2 separate regions of the Mus musculus genome follow, and region 2 is linked to region 1. Evidence: chromatin loops called from intact Hi-C (ENCODE). Cell type or tissue: gastrocnemius. All regions are shown on one strand. Links, peaks and the distances in the headings refer to the core of each region. The heading gives the core; the rest is flanking DNA. Region 1 has its middle 11 kb from the start of Ift27. Region 2 holds the start of Ncf4 (neutrophil cytosolic factor 4).

Region 1 (9,049 bases), core at 323-8,322:
CTGAGGTCACTGAGGTTTAGAGACCCAGTGCAAGGGGATGTTTCAAGTCTAAGAGTTCAAGCCCACCCTGAGTACCATAGATGCTGTCTCAAAACACACAAAAACAAAAACAAAACAAACAATAACAAAAAAAAACAACAAAAACAAAACAAAAAAAACCAAAGCAAACCAATAGAGGTGCATATGTCAGGGTTGCTGCATGCCCCCACCTAGAAGAATTTTAGAATTCACCAGATCTGATCTGGTAGGAACAAACATTTGGAATCTTGCAAAGCTAAAATGCAGATGCCAAGTTGTCCAAGGCCTTGGCCTTGTTGGAGCTTCTTCCTTCGGCGCAGCCGTTTGCCAGAGGAGGGCACGGAGGTTCTGAGACACTCATCAGACTGGCGGACAAACTGTAGGACTGGGGTTAGTGCTCCCATCTGCCCCGAGCCTCACTCTCCCAGCTGCAGGCTGGGCGGCCCTGGGAGGGCTTGGAAACCAGGCTGAGCCTCTGTCTCCTGTGGTGTAAGACGGAATTGATCACAGAACCCACCCTGAGGAGATGCACGGCCTAAATATGCACAGAGAACACTTTGCATGGTGACACAGTAAACTCCAGACAGGTGCCACCCACCAGTGACTACGACTCTAGAGCACCTTGTTCCAAAACCAATGAATAATCAAGCAGGTAAGTTCATGATCTGAAGACTCTCCAAAGACAGGAAGCTTCCCTTGCCAGGAATGTAAGACCCAGAGGCAACGCCTTCTGGGCAGAAATAAAATACGAAAGGGAGTCACTTAGCAGAACTGAGTGTCTCTGTAACATCTACGTTCTGAAAGGGCCTTCCTAAGGCTGGTCCAACACGGCAGCAATGGTCTCTCTAACCTTGTTGACAAAGCGTGGAGGCTTGTGACAACTGGGGAGCAGCCCTTCTGCCGCTGACCCCCTGCTCCAGCGTGGGATTTTGCAAGGCAGCAGCGACATTGACATTTCTCATCCTTAGGCAACTCTCTCCAGAGCAATCCGTGGAACTGATCGTTCTCTGCTCCTTTCTCGAGAGTTCACAGATGTGAGTCTTACACACACACACACACACACACACACACACACACACACACACACACACAGAGAGACAAGTGACAAGTGGCTTGAGACCTGGAGAAGCAGGAGCAATAAGAGAGGGGAGCTGGGTTCTTGCTGGAGAGCGGCCAAGTCAGCACAGCGGGTGTTGCGGTGAATACAGAATGTGATAGAGCATTCTCTGTTTCCCAGCATGACGGTTGAGCCTGCACAATCAGAACTACTGCTATGCTGGTCTGTCAGCTGCTGAGTCCCTGCAATCTCATAGCAGCTGCGGAGAGCTAGCAGCTCTCCTATGAGGTCCTGGACCTAGGAGACACACATCTCGGCAGAGACCCACCCAGCCTCTGGGCCCTTTATCTTGGGCTCTGGGGTGAGCCCAGAGGTCAACACCATCTTGATCTGGGGCCTCTCTAAGTTCACCCTCAGCAAGGAAGGGGTTCCCATAGCACCCCAGGGGGTGGGTCACTAAGCTGGGGAAGGAGGTAGGGCAGGGCCCCCACCCCATGCTGGGAACATTTGAGCAAGGAACAGGAACTGGGAACTGGAGGGAGCTGGGAAGTCGGGGTGGGGATACCCCAGCTGCAAGGAGGAAGCTGCTGTGTTTAGATCCAACTCTCTGCCCAGTTGCGTTTAGACCCAGCTCTCTGCCCAGTTGCATTTAGACCCAGCTCTCTGCCCAGAATCCACTACAGACTTTCCACCAGGGCAGCCCCTGGCTGCCTGCTGGGCTGTGAGGGCTGCAGAGCTAGTGATCAAGAGCCTTGGGACAGTAGGCTTGTTTCTTCAGGATGGGATGTGAGGGACGGAACATCTCTGCATCTGCTATGTCACCTCTCTACCTCCCTGAAATTGTGGCAGTGGGGGACAGGTAGTCCTCTACCAAGGAGCACTGAAAATGTGGCTATGACTGCTACCCACACCCATTTATCTGGAAGACGACTCTCTATAGCCAAAGAACTCCTCTTCATCCTTCAGTGAAGACACTGCGACCTGCACGGTGTCCTCCCTCTCACCTGCTAGTTTCTCAGGGCTCCTCTGACAAACGGCCACAAATGTGCCCCCTTAAGTGACAGAAATTGAGGCTCTGAGCTCTGGAATTTAGATGTCTGAGATCAAGGTACTGGGGCCACTTTCCTCTGTCAGCTTCTGGGGAGTCCTGGACATCCTGGGCTGTGGCTTTGATCCTTTTACTCTCTGACTCCACATAGCCCTCTACCTCTGGGTTCTGAAGCTGCATGGGGGATGGGGTGGGAAGGCCAAGCCCAGAGCCTTCCGCACTCCACCTAGGGATGTCTCATGGATAAAACTGTTGTCTGCTCAGAGTGCAGTCCTCCCCAACCCACAAAGCACATCACTGCTCCACATCCAAGCCGAGCTCTTCTGGAAAGACAGGAGGGGAGCAGGGTATGGTGGCGGGACCCAGGTGTGGGGCTTATGGACCTGATCCAGCAGTTGAGGGCAGAGGTAGGACGCTCTCAAGTTCCAGGCCAGCCTAGACTATGGAGCTGAACTTTGTCCCAAACACAACAACAACAACAACAACAACAACAACAACAACAAAATTTAAAAATCATCACTGAGCCGGCAGCCGTAATAAGTAGCAGGCAATAATATAATATTGCCACTACAAATGTCTTTGATTTTCCTACTTCCCCGGGGAGAAAAGATTAAAATCACCAGTGCATGCTTCCATTGATGTACCTATGACCTTCTGAAGGTCACTGTCACCAAATATAATGCGATGAGGGGGGGGTACCTGTCAGGCCCCTGCCAAGGTGTGCCCCTGAGCAATTACACCATGCAACAGATCTGGTCTAAGAGGGCTTATTGGGGGTAAGGGAGGGAGGGAGGACCTGGGGAAGGGGTAGAGGCAGACAAGTGGATATGTAGACAGGCAGACAGACAGATGGGGACACAGCCATGAGGTCAGAGAAAGGGGGCACAAAAGAGGAGGACAGAAATGAGGAAAGAGAGAGGCTGGCTGGGAACGTGGTGGGAACAGGTACCACAGTTGAGTGGCAGACAGTCCTTTTACACACAGTCCACCTGGTGTACCTGGAGGCGGCAGGTGATGACATAGCCATTGCTAGGTCCCTTGGAGGAGTCTAGTGGAATAACAATTACCCCCCATGAACTCACCCTATTTCTTTCCTTAACCTCTTCCCTTCCCAGGTTGCAATAGTCTCTACCCAAGTCTGGCCCTGTGAGGTCCCCTCACCCAGGAAGCTTATCAGACACCATCGAAAGCACTGGCTGGCAGTGAAATCGCCATCGGGGGCAGGGAGACAGGAAAGGTACACAAGCGACTAGCCTCCCAGACAGAGAGACCCCAGAAACGGTGTCACTCATAGACTCTGTCCTCTCACCCTGATGACAGCAGCACACACTAGAGCCTTTCCCAGCTGATGCTGTCCACGCTATATCAGGTCGGAAAGGAGAAATTCCAAAGGGCCTGGTCACTGTCTCCTTGATGTAGGGTGTCCTCTTTGGGTCTCCATGTGAAGCCTGCTGTGTGGTAAGTACCTGAAGGATCCATCCAGGATCCGTGGTCAGCAGGAGGTGAACTGTGTTTTTAGAGTCTGTAAGCTGGCTCAGACAGAGTGCCTCAGGGCTAGGAGGAGTGTGCGCTCCTGACAGCCCATCATCTGCTGTTAAATCCCTCCAACAAGCGCCCTCCTCTCCACTGCACACCTCTGCTGACAGGATGCTCACTTCCTTGCCTTCCAGGTCAGCGGTTCCAGGGTAGTCAGGGCTTCTTAGGCACGATCAAGAGCTATGGCTGTAAACGCCATCACTCGTCCTGATTGGTGCTCATGGACCCACACAAAGCAAGCTTGCAGATCGCACCTTGCCCAAGAAAGGCTTAACACGACGTCCTGGTTGATCCGAGAGTGGTATCTTTGTTTTAAGAATTAATTTGCTCAAATAAGATCAACTAAGCACTCCCGTGTCACTGGTAACTGTGTTTGGTGCTTGGGGCTCCAGTACCGATAGAGTCTCATTACCTCGGAACCGAACAACCAAACAGAGACGGTACACGCTGATGGCAGAGAGGAATCATGGGACAGTCAGCTCACCATATGAGAACAGCAACTAGCCTGTCCGCGTTTACTCCAGCTTTTCTCTAGACTCAAAACTTTTTGTGCCCCTCCCCCCCCCCAGAACACTCTGCACCTACAAAGTAGCCGCCGCCTACTTCACTCCTCATCTATACTCTGCCAGTTGTAACTGACATTTCAGAGAAAAGGAATCGGTTTTTTGGTTTGACTATAAAACCTCTTCAAAGGCTGCCCGTGTCAAGAGCTTGGGCTCCCAGCTGGTGGCACTATTGAGACGCGGTTGCCCTGTAAGGGGGACACACTTCCTCCTGGGTTCCTAGCAGGACAGACCATTAGGAGGTGGGGCCTAGTTGGAGGAAGCGCGCTATTGGATAACGCCTCCTTGTCCTCAGCATCCGCAGCTGTCCTGTGTAAGCATCCTCCTCAGACACATCTCCCTTGCCAAGATACTATATTCTGCCTCAACTCAGGCCCAAGGCAATGAAGTCAGGCAAACACCACTGAATCCTCTAAACCACGAGCCAAAACCTGTCTTTTATATATGTGTGCTAGGAACCTGAGTCAGGTCTCCAAGCTTCTGCATCAGGTGTTTCACCAGCAACCATCGCCCAGCCTGGGCCATCTGAGCCTATTCGTAAGGCAGAGTTCCCAGGGCCCAGCACGTAATCTACTGAACTGGCAATTAGGGTTCAATAAGAACTCTGGAGGGATGAGGCATTAAGCTGATTTCTCTAGCGTATTCTGTTAAGCAATGCAAAGCCAACAAACACAGTGTGTGTGTGTGTGTGTGTGTGTGTGTGTGTGTGTACACTTTTTATATTATACTTTATGATACAGTTTGGGGTCCAGCTGGCCCCCAGGTTGGCCTATGCTGGGCAGTACATAAGCACACACCAGGCTTTTCTCCAAAGAGCTGCTAAGCCACAGCCTTGCTCAGAGGCTACCACAGCACTTCACATGCAACATGTCTAACAGCTGGTGAGATGACTCAGCACCTATAGGCATTTGCTGCTCCAACCTGATGACCTAACTTTTTCCCCCCCAGAAGCCACATGGTGGAAGGAGAAAACTTCGATGTCCTCTGACCTTTCAAAGGACATCTGCCTACAGGGTGTCTTAACCTGACAGTGTTCCTGTCTGCAGTCATGGTGGCCGAGGGCTACCATTTGAGAAGATGGGGTGATCCCAACCTCACCTTTGTCTTTCGAGGTGTCCCCTTGCCTTGTAAGAACGAACCAAACCGAAGCCATTTTGAGTAAAATTTCCATTTGGAGTAGGGGTCAAATAAAATTTAGGTTCCCAAGACCTCCTTGGGTAACTGATAACCTGCTTGGCAGGGAGAGACAAGTGTGTGGGTTACTGACATCCTGACTGGCAAGTTGAGACATGGATGCTACAGCTGAATAAACCAACAACTGAGGACAGCGTAGATGTACCACACAGGGAAATGGCCCTAGGGGCGTGCCCTATGCCTGAGTTCTGACTGGTGGGAAAACATAACTGTAAATTCGCACAAATGTTTATGGTTTTCATGCTTAAATGCTCTGTAACATTCTGGCTCTGGGGTTGGTGGTGGGGTAGGTTCACAGTTCAGCTTCCGGGTCCTCCCTGTGTCCCTGACAGATCAGTAGAGGCCTGATTACAATACATTCTTGCTTTCTGTATTGACTTAGTGTTTGAGTTGTGTTGGATCTCGGAGGACCCTATAACAGCTTCACATCATGAGTCCACACTTCCCATGCTGTGGCTGTGTGGCTCCCGGGGCAGCGCCGACCTCAAGCAGAATTTAATCTCTGCCTGGATTCTTCTCTGCTGTATTTTTTTCTGCTCAGTGGTTGAACGAGCTAAAAAAGCCTTGCTATTTTCAGTCGTATTAGCTGTGTGGTTTGGGGATCTTACCCAATTTCCCAGAATCTCCCTTTTCTCATGTGTAAAATAGACTTGTCCTTGGGCGCCTGTGGCATGGGCTAAGAGGCGATGTCTTGGTCTACCCCTGCTGCTCTAGCAAACACTTAACATTTGGCAGCTTGTGTATATCGGCTTCTCACTGTCCTGAAGGCTGGAAATTCAGGGTCAGGAATCTAGCAGACTGGGATTCAGCTGTAATAGCATGGGGGGGGGGGGGGTTGTTCCATGCCTTGTTTGCTCCCAAATAACTTCAGGGCGTTTCCATTCATTCTCGAGCCCGGTTTAGCTCCCAAATAATTAACACAGACTCTTAATAGATTTATTAACAAGCCGGCAGCAGGAAGCTAGACATGTTCTGAGCTATTCTAACCCTCTAAGGCTGCCTACTTCCCAGCCATGTGGCCCTTGACCTGCATCTGAGTCTCGCCCTGGCTCTCTCTGGTCTGTGTGTGTCCTTGTGGCTGCTCTCTCATTGTGACCTCATGGTGACTCCTCCTGCTCCCTCCATGTGGTCTCTCCACACCTTCTTCTTGTTTTTGTTTTTTTTCACTTGTTTTCTCTCTTTGATCTCTTTGGGACTCCCACACTGAGCTTGGCTGTCCTCCTTCTTCCCCTGTCCTTTCCTAATCAGCCATAGGATGATCACTTTATTAACCAACCAGAAATGATGAAAAACATTTTTTTTTGCATAGCATTGAGACCAGAGATGTTTGACCATGCCAAGGTCTGGGTTGCAAACAGACGTCTGGGCATAGACATCACCATCTGAACACGCATAGTGCACAAGACCTTCCCTCAGCAGTTGGCTGAGGTCTCTGCTTCATGAGTGGGGCATCTTCCATGGGGGGAAGAGAAAAACAAGCTCTTCCATATTTTAAATTTTTGTTTATTTATGTGTTTGTTTGTTTGTTTGTTTTGTGTGTGTGTGTGTGTGTGTGTGTGTGTGAGTATACTCACATGTACCATGATTCATGTATGGAGGTCAGAGAATAACTTTCAGGAGTCAGTTATCTCCTTTTACCACTTGGGATCCTGTGGATCAAATTCAGGTTGTCAGACTTGGCAGCATGTGCCATTACGCAATGAGCTATCTTATCAACCCTGTTTTGTTGTGTTGTGTTATATATATATATATATATATATATATATATATATATACTCTAGTGAACATATTTATGTGTAGGTACATGTATATATGTGTGCATATGTGTGTGTGTGTGTGTGGGTAAAGGCCAGAAGTCTGCTCTGTGTGTCTTTTTATTGGTTTCTACTTTATTATTATTTTATGTGTATGGGTATTTTGCCTACATGCATGTCCTTGTACCATGTGCATGCCTGGCGCCCACAATGATCAGAAGACGGCATCAGATCCTCTGGAACTGGAGTCACAGGTGATTGTGAGCCACCATGTGTATGCTGGGAATCCAACCCAGGGCCTCTGGAAGAACAGCCAGTGCTCTTAACCACGGGAGCATTTCTCCAGCCCTTTGCTTTCTTATGTTTTGAGGTAGGATTCCTCACTGAGCCTGGGGCTCATTTAGCTTCTGCATAGCCTCCTGTGTCACCCTTGCCAGGACTGGGATTACAGATGTGTGGCACCATGTCAGACATTTATATCTACAATTACATCGACATCTACATCTACATCTATATCTATGTGCTAGGAATCAAACTCATGTATCCTGTTTCCACATTAAATGTTTTATCAGCAACCATCTTCCCAGCATCCATCCTTTGAGCCTATTTAGCAAGCATGCCTCCCGGGACTGCCAGCCCTATCTCTTAATTTACTGAACTGCTGATTAAACTCCACCAGGAGCTCTGGAGGGATGGGGCATTTGGATCATAATGGATAGCAGCACAAAGCCTCCTGAGACATGGTGGGTGTGCAGAAGAGGAGGCAGCTTTGGAAACCAGTCTGTCCATCCCCAGCAATGCAGTGGTGGTCGAGTCTCCAAGCCCAGGATTCCAGGGATCCCCAGCCAGCCATGTCCACCTCTGCTCTTCTTCCTGACCACTCTCGCTCCGGTGTCCATACTAGCTGCCTCCTGTCCTGAGACACTGTGGGTTTGGTTGCTTAGGTCACTTCCCACTGTTCATGTATAAGGAGATACTGCAAAAGCCACTTGGCTTGGCAGCTTCTCCCAGTTGAGTACCCTCCTTCCAACTCCCAACTCAATCTTGATGGGAGCAGATGGAGGGGACCAGGAAGCTCCCATGAGATTAGGAAAGGGAAATTGGGTCCTGTTCATCTGGGGGGAGGGGATACAGAGAGGGTGCAAAGGGTGATGATAGAGGCATCCTGGCTGGGTCATCTCGGGACCTCAGAGCCCAGTGACAGGGTCTACTGAGGAAGGTGTTAAGGAGGAAGGGTCCCTCTCCAGTCCCCCTTCCTTGGTGAGCTACTAGATCTCTGTAGATGAGGCCCCATGGGAAGGAGAGTCAGAAAGAGGCTTAAAGTCATCCCCTGGTCTTCTCTGTCTATCTGTCTTTGCTTTTAAAAGCACGTTGTGCACGTGATGCAAGCCCTCAGCCTGTGCTGTCTGAGTCAGAGATCAGAGAGCTCCCATGGTGCCTCTGTGTCCCAGTGGATGGCTCCCTGCACTTCCATAGGATTAGTCCTGGCCTCTAGTGGGGAAACCACATGAATTCCTTGCCTGCAGGGATCTCATGGCCTCTGAGAGAAAGAGATGGGACACCATTTCCTATGTCCATTTCACCAGCAGGAGAAGTCTAGGTTCTGCTCCCTGCTGGAGCAAAAGTCAGGGTGGTTGTTTTTGAGCCAGGACAGGTGGTTGGGGGAGGATCCAAGTGGGATGCCACCTACACTAACTGAAGAGCCAGGTAAAGCCCCTGCTGAGGAGGCAGGAACAAGGAAGGCCAGGCTCCCCTGAATGTGTCCATAACTGCGGTTTCTTTCAACAGACTGAGCGATCCCTCACTTTCTAGCTGAACACGGTGACCTGACCTGTATTGTAGAAAGCACCCTCTACTCCAAGTGTGCAGCTGTAGCAGA
Region 2 (9,049 bases), core at 655-8,654, 56 kb after region 1:
ACAGTCTGGATGGAGCAGGGTGACAGGCTGGAGTTCACTGTAGGTGGGAGGAGAGGAGGGAGATGGGAGATGGAGGGTGTGTTATGTTCCCTTAGCAAATACGAGAGTAGCCCCGGCTTCCCTTCCCAGGGCACTGGTCAGCATATGGTACTCTGTCCCATGCAGCATTGAGGCAGGTTGGTGATGTACTTTAAGTGTGGTTTGTCACCCAAGGATCCCTGTGTTGGAACATAAGAGGAGGTGGCAGAACATTTTTGAGGTGATCCAGTGTGGGGCCTCTGAAATTAGCCACTAGCAGCCTCTCAACATGTAATGAGTTTATACAGGACCTGGGTATATAGATGCATAAGCAGGCACACAAATCAAATATTTTCTGACAATCAAATTTTATTTTAAAACAAGTCTTTGATATATATATAATTTTAATTTATTAAAAACTAAACTATTATTAAATATTAAATTAACATATCAGTGCTACTCAGGAAATTCTTGTTATTTTTAATAAGTAATTAAATCTTGGTTAAATAGATAGTCCTGCAGGACATCGAAAGTCTTCAATGGTTTTTCGAGTTGATATTTTGAATTATAACCATCAACAGCTTTTTTTTTAAATGGGGACATTTTTTTGTATGTGATTTCCACAGTGTGCTCAGAACCATTTCAAAAACTAGTTGGAGACTCTGTGCTAACTCCTGGCTAAAATTCATCAAATGATACTTTAGAACAACAAAACTTGAGGCAGCAACTTTTAACAATCAAACATTCTAACACAGGACCTGGGTATATAGATGCATAAACAGGTATACCAATCAAATATTTACTGACAATAAATTTTATTTTCAAACAGTTCTTTGATGTGTGTGTGTGTGTGTGTGTGTGTGTGTGTGTGTGTGTGTAATTTTAAATTCACCAAGGACTAAACTAATGCAGAGATACCCCAGTCTGATGCTTATGTATTGAGAAATGATGGAAAGAAATGTTACAGTTTTCTATTATGTTTCCATGAGAGAAGAAAACCGCTTATGCATCTCATAGTGTATCATCGCCTGGAGTCCAAGTCCACGTGTTTCAGGCAATGCTCGCTCGTCAGCATGGTGAAATGTGATGTCACAACCTTGGCAAAGTGCACATGCGTTCAGAACTGCTGCTTCAGTGATGTCACACGATAAAATTGCCAGAAACACCAGGGCCATTACGCTTTTGATTTCGAGGTAATTTTTGGTTGAGTGTGGGTCAGAAACTTTTTAATGAGGATATTGTTTGTGTGTGGTTTCCACAGTTATGTGACCGCATGCAGAGGGTGGGGTATTCACATAGGGTTGTGGCCCACAGTTTAAGAGCTAGGTTCTAGCCAGGCGGTGGTGGCGCACGCCTTTAATCCCAGCACTTGGGAGGCAGAGGCAGGCGGATTTCTGAGTTCGAGGCCAGCCTAGTCTACACAGTGAGTTCCAGGATAGCCAGGGCTATACAGAGAAAGAAGAAGATGCTAGGTTCTAGTGGGTGATCCTTATTTCTCTGAGGGCCCCACCCTAGGAAGGAATTAAGATGGTTCTAATGGGACCCACCCCAAGATGGCTTTCAGGTGTTCTTTTAAGTGGATCCTGATCCCTAAGTCCAGCTCTTGCTTCCTGTCTCTCCGTGTGAGCATCTTGTCACATGTACCCTGTGACATCCTCCGCTGGTGTGATGCAGCCAGGGAGTGCCTCAATAGAGCCAGCATAATGCTATTTGGATTTTCAGCTTCCCAAACCATAAGTTAAAAAAAAGCTACGTTTCTTTACCAACTCACCAGTCTCTGGTATTTCGTTCCAGTAGGGGGATAACAGACTAACTCAACTGGGAAATATTACTGTTGCAGAACCCATATAAGCTACTCAAATCAGTGCATTCCTTGCTACCCTCCCCAATGTTCTGGGTTCTCAAATGAAAGACACACACACACAGGGCGCCTTAAAATATAATATGCCTTAAACAATGGTTGGGCCACTTTTCTAACCTCCAAGTGGCTGATGGACTTTTTTGACAATCTCAACTCATCCCTTACTAAAACCTATTCCATCTTGGCTGCCCCAGACCCTGACCTGCAGCCCTCCTAGGCCACTTTTGCATGGTGGCTATGCTCTCTCTTCTGCACTGCTTAGGCCTAGTGTCTCCTTCTTCCTTCCCAGCATGGCAGCTATCCTTCCTCCTCCCTCGGTTCCTTGTCCAGGAATTCTAAAAGTCCCCCTCTGTCTTCCTGCCCAGCCATTGGCTGCCTGCTACTTTAGTTACCAATCAAAACCAAATGGGGGCAGGGATCCTCAGCATCTTAACGTGTGGACAAGTGGCTTCTCCTACAATTTTGAGGACCCAATTCACATAATACGAGCATTATATCAAACCACAACATTACTTTTAGCTGAGTGGCCACGAGTCGCCTTGCTACCCCCAGGCTTTTTAAGTAAAGGAGATGAGAAGAGTGGAGTATACCAGGGCAGGCAGTCTCTGCCACACTAGTCAAGAACTCAGGCAAAGTGTGTAACACGTTCAAATTGTGCCGATGTTAGCGATATATATATATATATATATTTTTCTCCATTCTCTCCTCAAATATTTATGAAGCCCTCAGTTATATGAGGGTCTAGCTAAGTGCCCTTTATAGACAAGAAAACCAGAGAACAGGAGCCAGGTTTTGAGAGGAAATAGTTTTTACCACCAACCAAGGACCTTTGGGGCAATTGTTCCCAGACTCTGCAGGGCAGGAGCCCAGTCTCAGAGCCAGCGAGATGTAGTGCCTGGGAGCAGCCATCTCCTGAGGACAACCTGGAGCCAGGCCCAAATGGGGGTATCCCTGGACTCCTGAAGGGTCAGCTCAGTGCCAGAAGGTGACAGCTTACAGAGCCAGAGCCTATCTAGGGTTTTGGGTTTTGTTTTTTTTGACTCCTTGTCTTTTCCTGACTCCCTTTGAAACAGCAAGGCTGCCCTCCACACCCCTGTGCATGGCACTGCACTGGAAATCAGAGAAACTAGATACTAAAGGTGGGTTTCCCAGTCTCTCCTTCATTATAGCAAAGACTGTGTGTGGCATGTGTGTGTAAGACAATAGCTCCAGTGCATGGGTGTGTATGGCTGTATGAGGGGGCATGTTTGTATGCATAACTAAGCATATGTGAATGTGTGCATGCATCTGTCCAGGCGTGCTGTACACAGGGTTCATTAGTGTACCTTAACAGCGTTCTGAGAGGCTTGACAGCAATGTACTGAGTTTGTCTTCGTCTACTGTTACCTGCTTCAGAGTGGAGCATATGAACGCTTGTGTCGCGGATGATTGATTGATTGATTGATTGATTGAATGGCATATGGCACAGTTAACAACAGCATGAGTTCTGGAGTCAGCCAGAGTGGAGCTCTACACCTCTCTCCGCCACTCACTGAGTTATTTTAGCCTCCTAACCTCGTAGCGCCTCAGTCTTCACATCTCCAGAGCAGGCAAGAGACCCTGATCCACCCTATCTATGAACCTCAGTGTGGGGGTGAAGGAAGAGTAATCAAAGCCGCCCCATTTCAAGCTGGCCCAGGGCTCTCTCCTACGGGCTGCCGCACAGCTCCTCCCCCACAGTTCATGGGCCGTGTGGTAGCACAAACTCTTCTCAGTGCGCACCCATGCAATTTCATACTTATGGTCCGTGGACATCCAAGAAGAGCTCAGACCTTAACTTACAATCCAGGGGGCTGATGCTTAAGTCCTCCTCTAGGTGGCGCCGCAGAAAGGAAGCCCGACTAGAGTCATAGTGCCCCCTGGTGTTCATTGACATAAAAATGCAACAAATGGGGAGCTGTTCTAGACGAGACTAAATATGGAGGTGAGGGGATTTCAATATGATAAATTGTATCATAGACAGGAGCAAGGCAAATGGGAGGCAGATGTGCTGGGGAGAGAGAGAAAGGAGGGGTCAAGTCATACTAAGGAAATTATCATGAATAATGTTAACATCTATAATTCCCTCTCCACCTATTATGTACCTGATATTGGACTAAGCTTTCATTTCCTTCATCAACACAAGTGCTACAAGGTGTGTTTGGAGCCGTCTGTGCAGTAGATGCTCATTACCCTGTTGACTAGATGACTGCTTTTTACATTTTTTTATTGTTTTTGTGTGTGTGTGTGTGTGTGTGTGTGTGTGTGTGTGTGTGTGTGTGTGTAGGTTTGCACGTGCCAACAGGATGCACGTGGCGTTCAGAGGACAACATTTAGGAATCAATTCTCTCCTTCCATCATGTGAGACCTAGAGATCAAACTCAAGTGGGCAGGCTTGGCTACAAACACCTTTAGTCACCGAGCCATCTTGAGGGCCCAAGATAGCTAACATACTTCTGAGAGACAAATATTATCTCAATTTAGGAAACTGGATGCACAAACTCGTGGCCAAGAAGGCGGCAGTGCCGGGGCATGTGATGCTTGTGACCTCACACCAGCTCTGCCTCCGGGAGGGTGGGGCCTTACCTTCATGGGATTTGCCTTTTCAGCCTCCCCCCAGCCTCTGGGTACTCGGCTCTGCCTGGGATCGGCCAGCGATGGCTATTTATGGCTCAGGGAGGCGTCCAGTGAAACTCCCCTCATAAATTATGAAGGGAGACACATGTGGGTCAGGACAGGAGAACTTGGTGCATGAGGGAACCCCGGGACTCTTGCTCTCTCTAATCAGGGATTTTCCTTCTGTTCCCAAGGAAGCAGCTGCTGCAGATGGCAGAACAGCCAGCGTCGCAAGGGGTCCCAGGGTCCTCTCAGGTCCTGCTGTTTGGGCTCCTAGCCCTGACTGCTGACAGCTCTCTGCCTTGTCCCCTAAATGGGGCTGTCTGCATTTTCATGGTTCCTATGCCCACACAAGGAGGGCTTGAACAGTGCTGGATGTTTTGTGCCCTGCCCATTCTCTCTCTCTCTCTCTCTCTCTCTCTCTCTCTCTCTCTCTCTCTCTCTCTCTCTCTCCTCTCAGCTATTTTCTGAGCATGCTCAGTCTTGCTCTGGGGGTACCCAAAAACCTGGATCCCCTGGAGCTATCCCTTTCCGAATGGCCCTTGACACCTGGTTTGAGTGTGTGGTGTTTCTTTTTTTATGCTGTAGTTTCTTGGTTATTGTTAGTCTTTTGTTTAAATCCTATCTACCTTTAACTCCCTCTAGCAATTCATTCCTCCCTCTGACTTGCTAATTTCAAGTCTCTAACCTGGTCACTAAGCGGCTAGCATTGGGGAGATGTGGAAGAAGCCTGACAGAAGTCAGGGGTTGAGAACTTTCTTCTGTAAATGAAACATGCCAGTCTCCATGTGGCCTTTGAGCTTCGATGGCTATCTGTCTGTTTGAGACAGGGCTTGCCGTGTAGCCCAGGCTGGCCCACGCCGAAGGTGAAGTGGGGAGTCAGCTGGAGTCGGGAAGATTGCACCAGCGGCTGCTTGGTATGTGTGCCGAGCAACGGAGGCTTTCTTATTTAAGGGGCGGACTGAGGGGCCTGGGTGACTCCTCTCTCCCTGGGACAGGTGGCTGCATGAAATGAGGAGCCGGGACGGGAGGAGAGCAGGAAGCATGGCAGCTCAGGACGGGAGCCCACTGCTGACAGGGTGTCTGGCTTCCAATTACACTGCCTCAGAGCTCCACATAAAATTAGCAGCAGCATTCTCTGTAAAAGGAGCCAGAGAAATAACCACATTCAGCAGAACCGCAAGCAGGGACGGAAGACAGAGGGAGAAAGGGCAGGCTTGGCCCAGCGTGGACTCCAGGTCCCTTCTAGGACACCCTTGGCCCCTGCTGCCCAGGTGGCTCCCAGGCTGAGTCAGGAACACAGACAGGATAATCCTGCAGGGGTCGGGGGGGGGGGAGGGGGGCTGAGTGTGGGAGTGTGGGAAGGGGGGGACTGAGGGGACCTGGTCAGGTGGCCTAGAGGGCTCAACACACACACACACACACACACACACACACACACACACACACACACACACGGGTGGGGGAGGGAGAGGGAGAGAGAAAGCCAAAAAGAAAAATAAAGGAGAAATGGTTTAGAATATGTTGGCTTGTGGGAGGACATGCTGCCCTTGTGTGTATGTGCTTGAGTGTGTGTCTGTGTGTATGTGATGTGTTTGTGTATGTGTGTATGTTGTATGTGTATGTGTGTGTGTCTGTGTGTGTTTCTGTGTGTGTGTATCTTTGTGTGTTTCTGTATCTCTCTGTGTGCATGATGTGTGTATATATATGTGTATGTGTGTGTTTGTGTGTGTGTGCATTGTGTGCATGTGTGTGTATGTATGCTTGTGTGTACCTGTGTGTGTTTATGTATATGTGTCTGTGAGTGTATGTGTGTGTATCTGTGACTATATGTGCGTGTCTCTGTGTGCATGTTTGTGTATGTGTGTCTGTGTCTGCATGTGCATGTATGTGTGTGTGTATATTCGTGTCTGTGCCTGTGTGTGTCTCTCTGTGTATATGTGTGTGTGTGTACATGGGCCACCACCAAGACTCCATCAGAGAAAAGTATTCGCTCTGCTTGTGACGTCACCACTCTCCGAGTCAGAGGCTCTTTAGAGACCCTCAGAAACAGGCATACCTGCCCACACACAGTTGTACTCGTCTCTGCACAAACTGGCCTTGAACTCCTGGTCCTCCTGCCTCCACGTCCTGAGAACTGGGATTACATGTGTTCTTACCCTTGTTTTATTTGGTGCTGGGACTGAGCCCAGGGCTTCACTCACGCTACACAAGTGCTCTGCATCCCAGCCCCAAACCAGCACATTTTCAAGCCAGGACAGGCATGCTGTGACACAGTCTCTCACTAGTGCTATGTGACATTCTCTTGTGGAAGCAATGTCACCATTTCCTGTTTCATGACCACCTGTTGACCAACATTCTCCTCTGCAGGGGCCAAGCTTGTACCTCTGTGCTCACAGACCCCCCTCTTCCACTGCACCCCTCCTTGCTCCCCTGGTTGTTTCCTCCAAAAGCTGGGACGCCTGAGCCCCGAGGCCCAGCCAGAGCCTCTGAATCATGTCTAGCTCCTCAGGTGTGAATTCTTCTGAAGTCCAAGGCGCCTGGATTTGCAGTTTTGTGTAGTGCTGACTCCGAACTGCTTCCTCAGCACAGTTCAGAGCCAGCTTTTCTCTGGATTTCACACCAGTGGGGGCTTCAGGCTCGAGGCTCCCTCTGTCTACCCGTGGCTGGAGAACTTCCTTCGCTTCCTCGGGCACCCAGGCCAATGGCTGAGAAACCCTCTTCGGTGTTTGCTGTGATATCCAGCTTCACATGAGAGCTCAAGGTGGACTTCCTGCCAGCAGTGGGACATGTGACCTGCATCTGGTCTCTGGCCAGTCACTGGAGCCTCATCTTTAGTAACACATGTGTTTGCCGTTCCCTAGGCCTGGGTATCAGTCTCCATCCTCAGTCATGGGTACAATTCCTGCTCGTCTTAGACCTCTCAGATCACCTTTCCTTGTCTTGAGCAGGGATTTGTATGCTTAAAAGAGCTAACTCTGTGAACTGCGGTACTTCTGTGTGCTGGGAGTAGGTCAGACCGTCCATTCTACGTTCCTCTACCACCCTGATCTATCTGTGCAGTGCAAAGGCCTTGATGAACATGCAGTCACTGGTGGAGTGTCCCTCTCCCACTTTCCTGTCCCCTCCTGTGACTTTCTTCATCCTCGTTTCTGTCTCCCCAGGAGCCCATGCCCTGCCTGGCCACGGGGAGGGCAGTTCTCACTGGGCAGACTCTATCCTGGGAGCTCTAGGTTCATCCTCTCTGGGCTGGGTCAGGGCCAGAAGATCCCTTCAGGGTGACAGGATGGAGGGGGGACATTTTAAAGTAAGGATCCTAAAACATTCTATATTCTTGGAGCCAGATCCTGAGGAGTCTGAGACTGCTTCCAATCCAGCCCCATTTAAGGTGAGAAACATAGGCCGTTCCAGATTCCTCAGGGGGAAAGCCCTGTCCCCACAGCCACGTTCCAAAGTTGGGGAGATAGGAGCCTGATTCAGGCAGGCTGGGCAGGCTGCCATCTCTCCTTCTGTCTTAGCATACCATCAAGTGGAGCTGGGGGTTGGGGGACATTCTCTGGGCTGCTGGGCCCATCCTCACTGTAGGCTTTGGAGAGCTCCCTACAGAACCAAGCATTAGAAGGAGCTGACGAAGAACTTCCTCCTTCTGCTCACATAATCTGGGTGTCCGCAGCGTAGTGCTGGCCTGGAAGAAGCCTAACACACAAACACACGTTTGGAACACACTGGGGTAGGGAACCCCGCTGGTGAGAGCTTGCCGCAGGAAAAGCCCGGAGAGTGGCAGGGAGGGTCTGGTGAGGACAGGTTTGTTTCTTAGAGGGCAGCTTCTGAGCTGAGACCTACAGGAGATAGGAGAGGAGCATTGGGAATGTGGTGGCAATGAGGGAAGAGAGATTGGGAGAGCAGGCAGCCCACGGGGCCTTGGGGATTCTGAAGCCAGCAGCGGGGGCTTGGGGCTTTTCTGAGAGCTGAGTAGGGAGGTGGAGGCAGATTGTAAGGAGAGCCTCTGTGTGGATGGAAGCTCTGGGAGAGCTGAATGTGGTATCTCAGAGCCCAGAGCCCCAGATGGGGCATAAAACAATGACTTCCTAGTATAAGAGGGAGGGGGACCAGGAGAGCTTCCTGGAAAAAGCACTATCTCCACCAGACCTTAGGAATGAATGGCAGGTCTTGGATGCTTGAGAAAGGGATTCAGGAAGAAGCCTGAGGAGGAAGTCCACAAGTGTCCTTGATGGACTACCCAGGGCTAAAACTGCTCTATGGTGGGTGGAGCTCAGCACCAGAGACAGGCACTGAGGAAATCCCCAAAGCCAGTGGCCTCACGCAAGCCCAGCACCCAAGGGTGCCACTTCCTCAACTGCTGTGCAGCTGGGAAGTGGCTGAGAAGACGTGTGAGGGCCAGGCAGCTCAAAGCCTGAAGGAGGTACTTCAAGGAGGGTCCAGAGAAGCTGGGCAGGGCGGGACCTCCTCAAAGGCTGCCCCTGGGGACACCCCAAGCTTCAGGAAGCTCTCAGATGCACATAGGAGGAAGTGAGA

The links. Hi-C counts contacts between places; a loop is a spot of excess contacts. Peaks named below come from ENCODE experiments on the same cell type or tissue, not always from the same donor. Only the 100,000 strongest peaks of a DNase experiment are listed, where the experiment ranks them.
Region 2: it touches region 1 in a loop (2.8-fold over the local background); 27 of 42 quality-filtered maps call a loop at or near these places.

Annotation. Positions count from the first base shown.
Region 1 is chr15:78,180,651-78,189,699 of GRCm38, forward strand. No RefSeq gene overlaps it. Among named protein-coding and RNA genes, the nearest start is that of Ift27, 11 kb to the left of the region's middle. In gastrocnemius, for the core only: a CTCF peak has its summit at 4,370 (motif pointing right); DNase peaks (open chromatin) are centred at 1,201, 1,508 and 4,409; H3K27ac peaks cover 1,216 bases.
Region 2 is chr15:78,235,940-78,244,988 of GRCm38, forward strand. It overlaps Ncf4 (neutrophil cytosolic factor 4), which reads left to right and starts at 8,872. Exons shown (of 10, transcript NM_008677.2): 1 at 8,872-9,049. In gastrocnemius, for the core only: a CTCF peak has its summit at 3,757 (motif pointing left); DNase peaks (open chromatin) are centred at 3,736 and 8,016; H3K4me3 peaks cover 3,560 bases; H3K27ac peaks cover 5,958 bases.